2 separate regions of the Homo sapiens genome follow, and region 2 is linked to region 1. Evidence: chromatin contacts called from ENCODE Hi-C or POLR2A ChIA-PET data. All regions are on one chromosome and are shown on one strand. The core of a region is the stretch at or near the end of the contact, and the rest is flanking DNA. Distances in the headings are between cores, read along the strand shown.

The links. A loop is a pair of places that touch in the nucleus more often than their neighbours do. ChIA-PET counts read pairs that join two places held with the same protein, here RNA polymerase II (POLR2A). Pooled maps may share reads with other maps.
Region 2: a map of endothelial cell of umbilical vein shows a loop between it and region 1 (2.3-fold over the local background). The contact joins two enhancer-like sites. A Hi-C loop is called at or near these places in 7 of 168 maps with a recorded cell type or tissue (HepG2, IMR-90, ascending aorta and 3 more) and 9 of 50 pooled maps. POLR2A ChIA-PET finds 5 or more read pairs at or near these places in 10 of 52 experiments (AG04449, AG04450, CD8-positive, alpha-beta T cell and 7 more).

What each region holds. Positions count from the first base shown.
Region 1 is chr13:41,559,249-41,564,625 of GRCh38, reverse strand. LOC105370174 (a long non-coding RNA gene) reads right to left here. Exons shown (of 3, transcript XR_941901.2): 3 at 535-1,279. Among named protein-coding and RNA genes, the nearest start is that of MIR5006, 6.5 kb to the left of the region's middle. Within about 2 kb of position 1,970, at least 7 of the 41 ENCODE cell types and tissues checked have a DNase peak (open chromatin) inside an H3K27ac peak, as active enhancers do; they include endothelial cell of umbilical vein, where a contact is called at or near this core.
Region 2 is chr13:41,646,298-41,651,674 of GRCh38, reverse strand. The region is part of intron 37 of VWA8 (von Willebrand factor A domain containing 8); the gene reads left to right. Among named protein-coding and RNA genes, the nearest start is that of MIR5006, 81 kb to the right of the region's middle. RefSeq lists a cis regulatory region at 3,124-3,135 and an enhancer at 3,057-3,201. Within about 2 kb of position 3,139, at least 4 of the 41 ENCODE cell types and tissues checked have a DNase peak (open chromatin) inside an H3K27ac peak, as active enhancers do; they include endothelial cell of umbilical vein, where a contact is called at or near this core.

The DNA of each region.
Region 1 (5,377 bases), core at 721-3,220:
TTTTTTTTTTTGGTAGGGACGGGGTTTCACCATGTTGCTGAGGCTGGTCTCAAACTCCTAGCCTCAAGCAATCCTCCTACCTTGACCTCCCAAAGTGCTGGGATTACAAGTATGAGCCCCTGCACCCAGCCATGAAAACCTATTGCCTTTTCTTTACTCTTGTTCTAAGACTTACTATGGCAAAAGTACTACAGGTAATGGAAAGGAATTCCAATTCTCCAGCTTATCATGGGGAGTAATTGCAAACTTTAGGTAGAATTTGTCTGTGACCCTGCTCAGCTATTAAGTGCCTGTGTAAACTTGGGCTAATCACTTCTGGGTCTCAACTGAATTAAACCTACGATTTAAAGGGATTGGATGTGAAAATCCACTGCTCCATTATCTCAAACAGGAAATTGAGATAATTTACAAGAGCCACACACTTCAGTGCAACTTTTGTCTCCAAAACCCCACACATGCAAAAGATAACCTATCTCCTCAGTACACAGAGGATTTTGGCACCTATATCAACTGCCTTAAAATAATGTTACTGACTGAATATGCATACTAAAATTTATATAAACATCATTAAAATGGAACAAAGGAGGCTTTCCCTCGTCAGCTGAAAGGATTATTTCTGTTTGATAGTTATTTACAAGATTTCTGCCTATTGTCTCATGCTTTGCACTTGGCTGTCTTAAGATAAAATTACATGTCTGCTGATGGGCACATTGAAAATCAAAAAGGATCAGGAATTGGAAAACTACTGCGTGCCAAGAGCTGACCTTTGTTCTGCAGCTGAACAATGAGTAATTGTGTGTGTGTGTGTGTGTGTGTGTGTGTGTGTTTGTGTGTGTAACTGTTAAATCCTGTAAACAAAATTTCCTCCAGAGAGTAAAAAATGCTTGCCAAGCAAACATCTCAAGTTGAGGATGACATGACAACTCTTTTTTGAGACTTAAGCACTGCCTGGGGCTTTTGCCTTCAGAGACCGCATCTGTTCTTGCATGGTGGTGCACGTTGGCTTTGGAATACCAAGACTACATAATTTTAAAATCAAGTGGTGTTTGTGGTATTTGGCCACGCAGAGCAAAGTATAACATTCTTTTAAAGTGGTTTGCATCCTGGGGGTGGGAAGAACGTCATGTTCTGCTGTAAGAAATCTCACCAAGGGGACATGTAAACTCGGAGCGTCAGCTACTTCTCAAGATTCCCCTCTTCTGCAGGTGCCAGAGACTTGGAGTCTTCCCTCTTTTCCAAAGGCTTCAGTGGAAGTACTTTGGGGCTGCTAGCTCCTTCCCTGAAGGAACAACCAGAGTGTGTGAATAAATTCAGACTCCAAAGATGGTGAGTGTGACCACAGAGGAGTTTCAGAATATAAGAATGTATTAATATGAAATGCAGCTCTGAAGCATTAAGTCATGGTAGCTGGGGTTTGACCTGGAAATGGAAGAGAACAGTGTCTCTCTGAACATCCTAAAGCAAGTTTGCTCCTTACGCAGGCCAGAATACGGCAAGAAAATCATGAGCCTGTCAAGAGTACTCTGTGTAATTGGTCTCATGACATCATGGCTGTACATGAAGCCTTACTGATTGAAACTTGAAGAAAAATAAGTATATTTACTCAGAGGGGACATTAAAGTTGGATTTTTCAAGTGCAATGTGTTTATATTAATAAATACTGCTGCTAATTTAACGAGACTGACCGTTTGTTTACTCCAGCACTAATTAAGTCTTTCATCATCAGGACTCCAGAAATAGAGTGAGTCTCGACAAAGCTAGCTGATCCATTTCCTTTTACAAAAGATTTTATGGCCCATATGAAATTCAGGCCTAAAAATGGCCTAGAAAGGAACACTTGCAGCCCCAACAGAAATCAAATAGCAAAGCTGGGGAAGCAGCCTGATTGACTTGCCTCCTAGGGGTGGCTCCTACAGAGCCTGAGGCTGCTGGGGAATCCAAGGGCCTCTGCAACAAGCGGATGCTCAGATCAAGGGTGTTACACACAAAAGAAGAGCAGATGACAGGGGCTACTGGGGAAGGCCAGGGTTGAGTTAATGGATCCATGGGTTGAATAATAAAATTGTCTATTTGGCAGTTGGCAAAGAGAGAATATTTAACTGAAAAGTTTCCTTCAGGGCTCCAGTGTTGGAACAGCTATTTTCAAGGCTGATAGAATATGCATGTCCATCCATTGCAGGCTCAAGTACAAAGATTTGATATTAAATATGTAGTGCCAGAACTGAAGAATCTCTTTTTGCATGACCTTTCGTGGTGACTGGAAGAAACGGGTATACTCTGCAGAGGTGGAAGATTGTAGCAGCTCCACAAAACCGCATGAAAGCAGATATTCAGTCACTTGGCTGGAATGCAGCTCCACACAGCTGGCCTGGCGCCGTGCCCCGCAGCATCTGAAGTCTATCTGTACAGTGGTGTTTCCCTGCAAAAGGGGCTTCTCTTTTCAACTACAAGTTGCCCTGACGGGCTACCATCATGCACCCCTTGGTCCAAATTCTTTCATTCCCATGCTTTCCTCCTAACCCCCACTGGTAGGAAGGTCCTTAGACAGAGGGCCTGTGATGGGTTGAGGAGATAGAATTGGCTGGGGGCATTTGCAGCTTGGAGCATTACTCAAGCAGAGAACCCAGACCTGGGACACAACGTGAGGGCAGGAGATATGGGAACCTTGGGTGACATTCTTGCCTTGGGCATATATTCTGCTGTCAGGCCTCCTGAGAGCACTCACTGAAGGCGGTGTTGGGTTTGGATGGCAGTGCCTTGGTTCTCCTTAGTCTTGTTTTTGCAGAGACACCCAGTTTTCCATTTGTATTTTTGCCTCCATCTTATAGAAGTGCTCTGCCTTTCTGACCTCTGGGTTATGGAGGCAGGCGCAGCATGCATGTTAGGGAGGTAATTTCCTAGCTGTGATGAAAGGCCTCTGGCCCAGAGGAAGGGCAAGGCCTTTGAAATTGGACATCTACTCCACAGCCTCTGGGCCATTATTTGATGATGTGAACAAATCAGCTTTTTTTTTTTTTTATTTCTAATTTGGGTTGCCAAGAAAACTCTTGCCCTGTACTGTGGGCCTTTAGGAAAACAATTTATACCAAGAGGCCACTACAGTTCTTGGGAGCCACTTCTCTTTCCTTGCAGAAACAGGGCCTGGGTCATGCCCCACTGTTCGGCACGACAAGACATGAGGAAGTTCTTGTGGAAAGCGCACTGGAATTCCTGAGCTCCAGCTGGGTAAGGACTTAAATGAGATCAGTGTGTGCCTGTCAAACTCAAAATCGAAATATATCCCTCCTGTTGAGTGTAAGTATTGAGTACATATCAGTGGAGCCTCCTCCACTAAGAAGTTTTCTAAAGTGCCTGTGATTCAGCCTTTAAGAAGAAGCTGTTGTGTAACAGTTTTTAAAAATCCTTGAGTATTATTTCCTTAGCACTAAAAAGACCAAGTGCCTCTGAAAAAATGAACGTGGCCTTCTAAAAACAAAAAATAAAAACAGCTCTTTTTTCTCTTTAAGATGGTTCTCTTCGGGTACAGTGGCTCATGCCTGTAATCCCAACAATTTGGGAGGCCGAGGCGTGAGGAACACTTGAGCCCAGGAGTTCAAGGCCAGCCTGAGCAACACTGGGAGATCCCATCTCAACGAAAAATTTTTAAAAATTAGCTGGGCATGCTGGCCTGTTCCCTCTCCCCAAACCCAGGGAGAACCCTGACTCAGTTAGGCACTCAGCTCCCAAAAGAACTGGTCCCTTTAGTCAGTTCCTTCTCGGGGGAGTCTTAGAGGCTAAGCCTAGGCAGCCATGTTTTGGCATATGCAAGGAGAATAATTAAAAATATTACTATTATTACATAAAATAATAGCAATAGCTAACTCTTACCTAGCACTTCCCATGCGCCAGGCACTTCCTGAACACTTTACATGGATAAACTCATTATATCCTCACAGCTCCTTCAGACAGGGACTGTTCTTATTCCCATTGTATTTGAAAAGCAAAGAAAACCAGTCTACCCAAAAAGAAAAAAGAAAAAGTCAACTTGCTGACTGAAGGAGAGAGAAGTAAATACGGCACCCTGGAACTCTAAGAATGTGACTATGGGTCCTAACTTTCCAACGTCTGGTTGCGGTTCCTTTGGGGGCTTGGATGGACCCCCTTCCTAGATAGAGACCCATAAGATGCCTTGGTGTCCTCCCAGCCACCCCCTTTTCACTTAAGCTAGCTTGGGAACTATGGCAGAGTCATTTACTGCTCACACATCTCCCATATTTCTCTGGGCCCTTGCAGTTAGGTCAGGACGGTGAGACTGGTTCTGGCCACTGGGCTGTGAGCAGAAGTGATGTGTCAATAGTGGGCTAAAGCCTTTAAGAGCTAGTAGGCAACCCTCCAGCTCTCTTTCACAGAATCGGGGTGACGGAGAAAACTATGTGTTTTAGATGGTGTAGCTCTACCTAAGATAGCAAAGCTTCAATGAACCTGGGATCCTGGGTGTTATGGACTGAATATTTATGTTCCCCCAAAATTCCCGTGTTAAATCCTAAATGCTGCTGTGATGGTATCAGGAGGTGGGGACTTTGGTAGGTGATTAAATCATGAGGTGAAGGCCTCATTAATGGGATTGGTGCATTTAAAAGAAGAGACACAAGAGCTCTGTCCCACTCTCCACCATGTGAGGATATAATGGGAAGATTGCTGTCTGTAAAGCAGGAAGCCAGCTCCTACCAGACACTGGACCTGCTGGCACCTTGATCTTGGACTTCCCAGTCTCCAGAACTGTGAGAAATAAATGCTTGTGGTTTAATCCACCCAGTCACCCACAGTAATATGTTATAGCAGCCCAAGCTGACTAAGACACTGGGTGATGGTATGGATCAGAGACCCCCACCAATTTGCACAGCAGCCTAACAAATATAGGAGGTTAGTTAGGTTTGTTGTTTTTCTCATAACCTAATGCTCCCAGATTGAAATAAAGACCAAGAAATCCAGTAAAATTTGGATTGAAGGAAACAGTTCCTTGCTGCTGGACAGCTATTTCATTACTTGGGTCACCACCATGCAAGGCACTCAGAAAATGAGAGAAGACATTTAAGACCCTTCCCTCTAGGTGTTTTCAATCAACTGGGAAAACAGGATGCATCACCAAAAGAGTGTGGAGAAATAACTCAACAGCATTTGACACCAGCTTCTGTGGTCCTGAGGCAGTAAGAATGGCCCTAGGTGCTCACCACACTCTCTCATCATTCTTTCCATATCGGCCTTCCCTATTGTGGGAGGAACAAGAGCAGGGATCAAGTCTTGTTTATCTTTGGCCTGGCCCTGAAAAGTGGTTAATAAATTTTTGCTGAACAAATAGCTGTGGGATGGGGAGGCACCATGGGCCTGGGAGGCAGAA
Region 2 (5,377 bases), core at 1,890-4,389, 86 kb before region 1:
TATATTTCATGGCATATGAAAATTTTATGAAATTCAAATTTTGGTGTCCATAAAGTTTTATTGAAACACAGCTACACTCATTCATTTATGTATTGTCTGTGTCTGCTTTTGCACTACAAAGGCACAGTTGAGTAGTTGCAACAAAGACCATATGGCCTGTAAAGCCTAAAATATTTACTACGTGGCTTTTTATAGAAAAGTTTGCCAACTCCTGGTTTGGAATACAAAAGCCAAAAAGATGGGCAGTCTACCTCTGCTTTCTACACTATTATATTCTCACTCTAAGATAATTTTTTTAAATGGAATCTCCTGAAATCAGAGGGAAGGAAAGGGGGAAAATAAAGGAGATACTGTCCAAAGCAATTTACAGATACAATGCTATTCCTGTCAAACTACCAATGTCATTTTTCACAAAATTAGGAAAAGCTATTTTACAATTTGTATGGAACCAAAAGAGAGCCTCAATAGTCAAAGCAATCCTCAATCCTTTCCCCATTGCTTTTTTTTTTGTTGGCTTTGTCAAAGATCAGATGGCTGTAGGTGTGTGGCTTTGTTTCTGGCTTCTCTCACATGTTCCATTGGTCTATGTATCTGTTTTTGTACCAGTACCATGTTGTTTTGGTTTCTGTTTATATTTATTACGCATTTTATGAGTGACAAAGCAAAATCCTCTGGTTGTAAGAATGAGAAGAATGAAGCTAAAGCAGTGTCCACACACCCCTTAAATATGCCTTATCAGACCCCACACCTTCACTCACATTGGCCCCTGCCTGGAATGCCCATACACACTCCTGTGTCTCTTCCTTTAAGGCTGCATGCCAATGTCTCCCTAAGCCCTCCTTGGATGCAGCCTGTCTACCCTCAGCAAAACACATCCCTCCCTCCTCGGCATCCCTATGCCTTGATCATGCTGTGATCTCTGACTTTGACATGTGTCAGAAGGGCAAGTTCCCCCAGAGCAGAGTGTATGTCCCACTTAGGCTGGCACCCCCAGCACCCACCTAGGAGCCTGACACCTGGTCAGATTTCAATAAATTCTTGATGAATCAGTAAATCAGTAAATGGATGTACAATTAATTTGGCTATTTAAAGCTTTTACGAGGTCCCTCAGAGGGATGATAAAACTGGAGAATCCTTTGGAGTTTTCCAGGCTGAGCCTTTTGTATCTGTAAATGAGCTCACTCTTCACTAGTGACTATTGCCTAGGTTGGCAAAGAATCAAATAGGGATCAATCCCACCCTGGTTCATGTTTCTACGCTTGTTAGTTTGTGGCTATGGAATAAACACCTCTGAGCCAGGTAGCCAAAACCAAGTTTGATTCCAAGTTCTATCCAGTGATCTTAGGCTATCATTTAACCTCTCTGAAGCTCCATTTCCCCATCTGTAAAATAGAACTGACTATAGCAGCTACCTCACAGGATTGTTGTAAAACCCAAATGAGATAACATGTTCAAGCATTTTGTGAACTGTAAAGTAGTATATAAGTATACAATATTATTATTTATGATAATAAATCTGTACAATAATAGAAAGATTATAGATTTCTCCTATTATCTATTATAGATTAAAGATTATATGGTGAACTAATTTTAAAATTTATAAAGAGCTACCGAATTAACTTTAAAATTTAGAAAACTTGTTGAGTATGTATAATGACCCTTTGAAGGGGAGGGGCTAATACTAGGTTCATAACTTAACGTAAATTACAATGAACAATCCAAGGAATTAGATTATTTCCCGTCCCAGCCAGCTTTGTAAAGGCACAACACGTGTTGCAGTGATCACTTAAATTTGTACCTAACTTGTGCAAGCTACCCCTGGTGGTGGAATGCTGCCCTTCTCAGAGTGAGGCTGAATGTGGGCCTAAAGTATCCAGCATATTTTCTTCCAACTCTGAAATTCTGTGGCTTAGGTCTTGTTACTAGAAGTGAATTCTGTTTCACCATTACCAGATATTATAAAGTTAGAGGTGCATTTCAGTAGAAAAAAATAACATTCTCCCCTCACCCCCCAGCAATAAACCTTTGGAAATGAAAAAACAATCAACTTGTGATGAATACTAACAGTACTAAACAAAAATGATCAATACTCAAAATACTAATGGAAAAATCTACTCTAATCAAAATGATTCACAAAGAAACACGAAGTAAAACTACCTCACCAGAAATACAGATAATATTATTATCTGCCTGACTATAATTCATATATTATTCATCTAATACAGCAAATAAACCTATTTATTCCTTTGCATTTTACTATAGGACATATTCTTGTCATTAAATAATTACTAGTGTTCATTTTACAATTATTAAAACTAGGAGGTTTGTAAAGAGTAAAACTTTAAAGTAGGAAAAGTTAAATATTTATTTTAGCTAACTGATATCTCATAATTCCTTTTGGTTTAAAATATTAATATTCCTTTTTTGTAATCATAATGAAATCTGTTTAAAGAAATCTACTGCCCTATGTTTTTGTTGTTGTTATTGTTGTTGAGACAGAGTGTCCCCCATCACCCAGGCTGGACTGCAGTGGCGCAATCTCAGCTCACTGCAACTCCGCCTCCCGGGTTCAAGTGATTCTCGTGCCTCAGCCTCCCAAGTAGCTGGGATTACAGGCACCCCCCCACCACGCCCAGCTACTTTTTGGATTTTTAGTAGAGACGAGGTTTCACCATGTTGGCCAAGCTGGTATCGAACTCCTGGCCTCATGTGATCCACCCGCCTTGGCCTCCCAAAATGCTGGGATTACAGGCATGAGCCACCGTACTCAGCCCCTATAAGTTTTAAATTCTTAGGCTAAATGGAAACCATTAGCCTAATATTTTAAACTATCTCTTAAAGCATTTCTTTATTCCTGAAGACTCTAAGCATAAATGATGCTGCTTATAATTTATGACATTAATTGCCTTTAGCAGTACCGTGCTTCTATGTGTTATTGTTGCTATTATGAAGGTAATTATAATTGTATGTCTCCTGAGAAGATGAAAAAGTTTTTGTAGGTCTGTATGTAAAGTATTTGAAGAAAAGATTATTTTACGGCCCCGTCAAAAGTAGCTTCAAGCAAGAGCTATTGTTCAGGACCTTTTATAGACATAGATGAAATTCCTTTTGCCATTTGAACAGTGTTTACATTCGGGAAAGTTCACAGTTAAGTCTTTGACATACTGTGAAAGGATCTTTTGTTCTCTACAAAAACATACTTCCTCATCCTTTGAGTCACCTTGTTTTTATTCCCTTGTTTACTTTTCTGGGGAAATAATGCCCACCTCCCAAGTAATGTCAAGGGAAGAACTATTTCAGAAATCTAAGTTGTTCTGTATGAGGAAAGAGGGCTTGGATTTTGGCAGAAAAAAATCAGAAATATTTTTAAAACCTGAACCAGATAAATAATGTAATCTCAAGCTTCCAAAAATTATTTGGGTAGGGTTTTTTCCAATGCTAAAAAAAGGAAATCTTTTTTTATCATCATTATTACCAGTGATCAGATTCAGGAAGTGTGAGACACTTTACTGAGGGGACTACCGACACCGTCCAAAGGCATTTTTCTATTGTGTTAGGAAAGCTCTCCTCTGCTAACTACGTTGATTCTCCAAGACATGCATCATTTAATATTTTCTCCTAGGTGGTGGGTTTTATGATGAGCTTAGGCTTTAGTCAGTCAGACTTGAATTCTTTTTTTTTTTCCTGAGACAAAGTCTCGCTCCTTCGCCCAGGCTAGAGTGCAGTGGTGCGATCTTGGCTCACTGCAACCTCTGCCTCCCGGGTTTAGGCGATTCTCCTGCTTCAGCCTCCTGAGTAGCTGGGATTACAGGCATGCGTCATGATACCAGCTAATTTTTGTATTTTTAGTAGAGAAAGGGTTTCACCATATTGGCCAATCTGGTCTCAAACTCCTGACCTCAAGTGATCCACCCACCTCGGCCTCCCAAAGTGCTAGGATTACAGGCATGAGCCACTGCACCTGGCCCAGACTTGAATTCTTTTAGCGATGTATATTTATCAGTAAATAATGTGACTGATTCTACTCATGGTTTCAAAGCTGATTTTGAAGGGAAAAAACCATTGCTGTTTTGTGTATCAGCATATGCCCAATGCTAGCACAGTGCCCTGAACTTACTGGACACTCAGTAAGCATTTGTCAAATGAATGAAATAAATATATATGCATTCAGAGTGACAATGTCAAATAACAACCTTTTAAAATTCTTTTTATTTTTTTCAAATAAGTCTTTTAAATGAACACATTCTAATGTATTTAAGAAAATCTTATTTGTTTGTAGATATGCTCTGTGTGTTAATGTAACTGTTCATTTATCCTTACCTAATATGCATAAGTGGAAGATTACTTGTAGTTTAGGGATTATATTCAAACCCTTCTTTAGTCACGCTAAACCTGACACATCCAGAAAATGTCTCCCAAAAGCTTCTGATCCTCATTTATATCCTAAGTTTTACCACAGGCAGGCCATCAAAGTCAGTGATCTTCATGTTCTGGGGCATTTCCATTGGAGCTCTTTTTTTCTGTGTAAATGATAAACAGAGATGTACTTTACTGCTACTGTTAGTAAAGCTGTGTGTGTAATATGTGAGGAAAAGGTAAGGTACTGAAGCCTGCCCATCACTGTTAAGTATTCTACATGTATCTCTCCATTTTCTCTTTGTAGCTTCCTATGTGATAGAATGATGATAGTCCCATTTTATAGATGAAGAAACAGATTTTCAAACAGATTACATAGTACACCCAATGTCCTGTGGCCAGTAAGTGACATTTTCAGACGTGAGCCACTAGGGCAAGCATTGAGTCTGCAGATCATGTTCAGGATTGTCTGGTATGATGCAGTTCAGACCATACATAAATACAGTATTTTACTAACCTTCTGAAAGATATGCTAGCCCTTTAATCTAATGTCTTATTTACTGATGTATACAGTGCTTTCTATAAATCTGATATATATTAAAAAGGAAAAATGCTTGCCTTTCAGGCATATTTCTTGCTTTCCTAAACCATGATATGCTTTATAAAACATTGAATTTTGTACTATCAAGAATACATTCATTGTTTATAGCCAGTGTAATGTAGTAAAAAAAAAATCTGATAAACCTGGGTTTTAGAAGGAGATGGACTGAGATTTCAATCCTGGCTCCTCCAATTAATAACTATGTGATAATGAGTATGTTGCTATACATCTCTAAGCCTTAGTTTCCTGTCCTGCAAAGTAGAAATAATACCTAATATGGAGAATTATGAATATCAGAAGTAGTATATTTAAAATGCCTAGACTGTAAACATCAGGGCACCGGCACGTGGTCGTCACTCATCATCATTACTCACTGAATGAATCCATGAATGAATTAATGATTCAGATTAGGTTCCATTG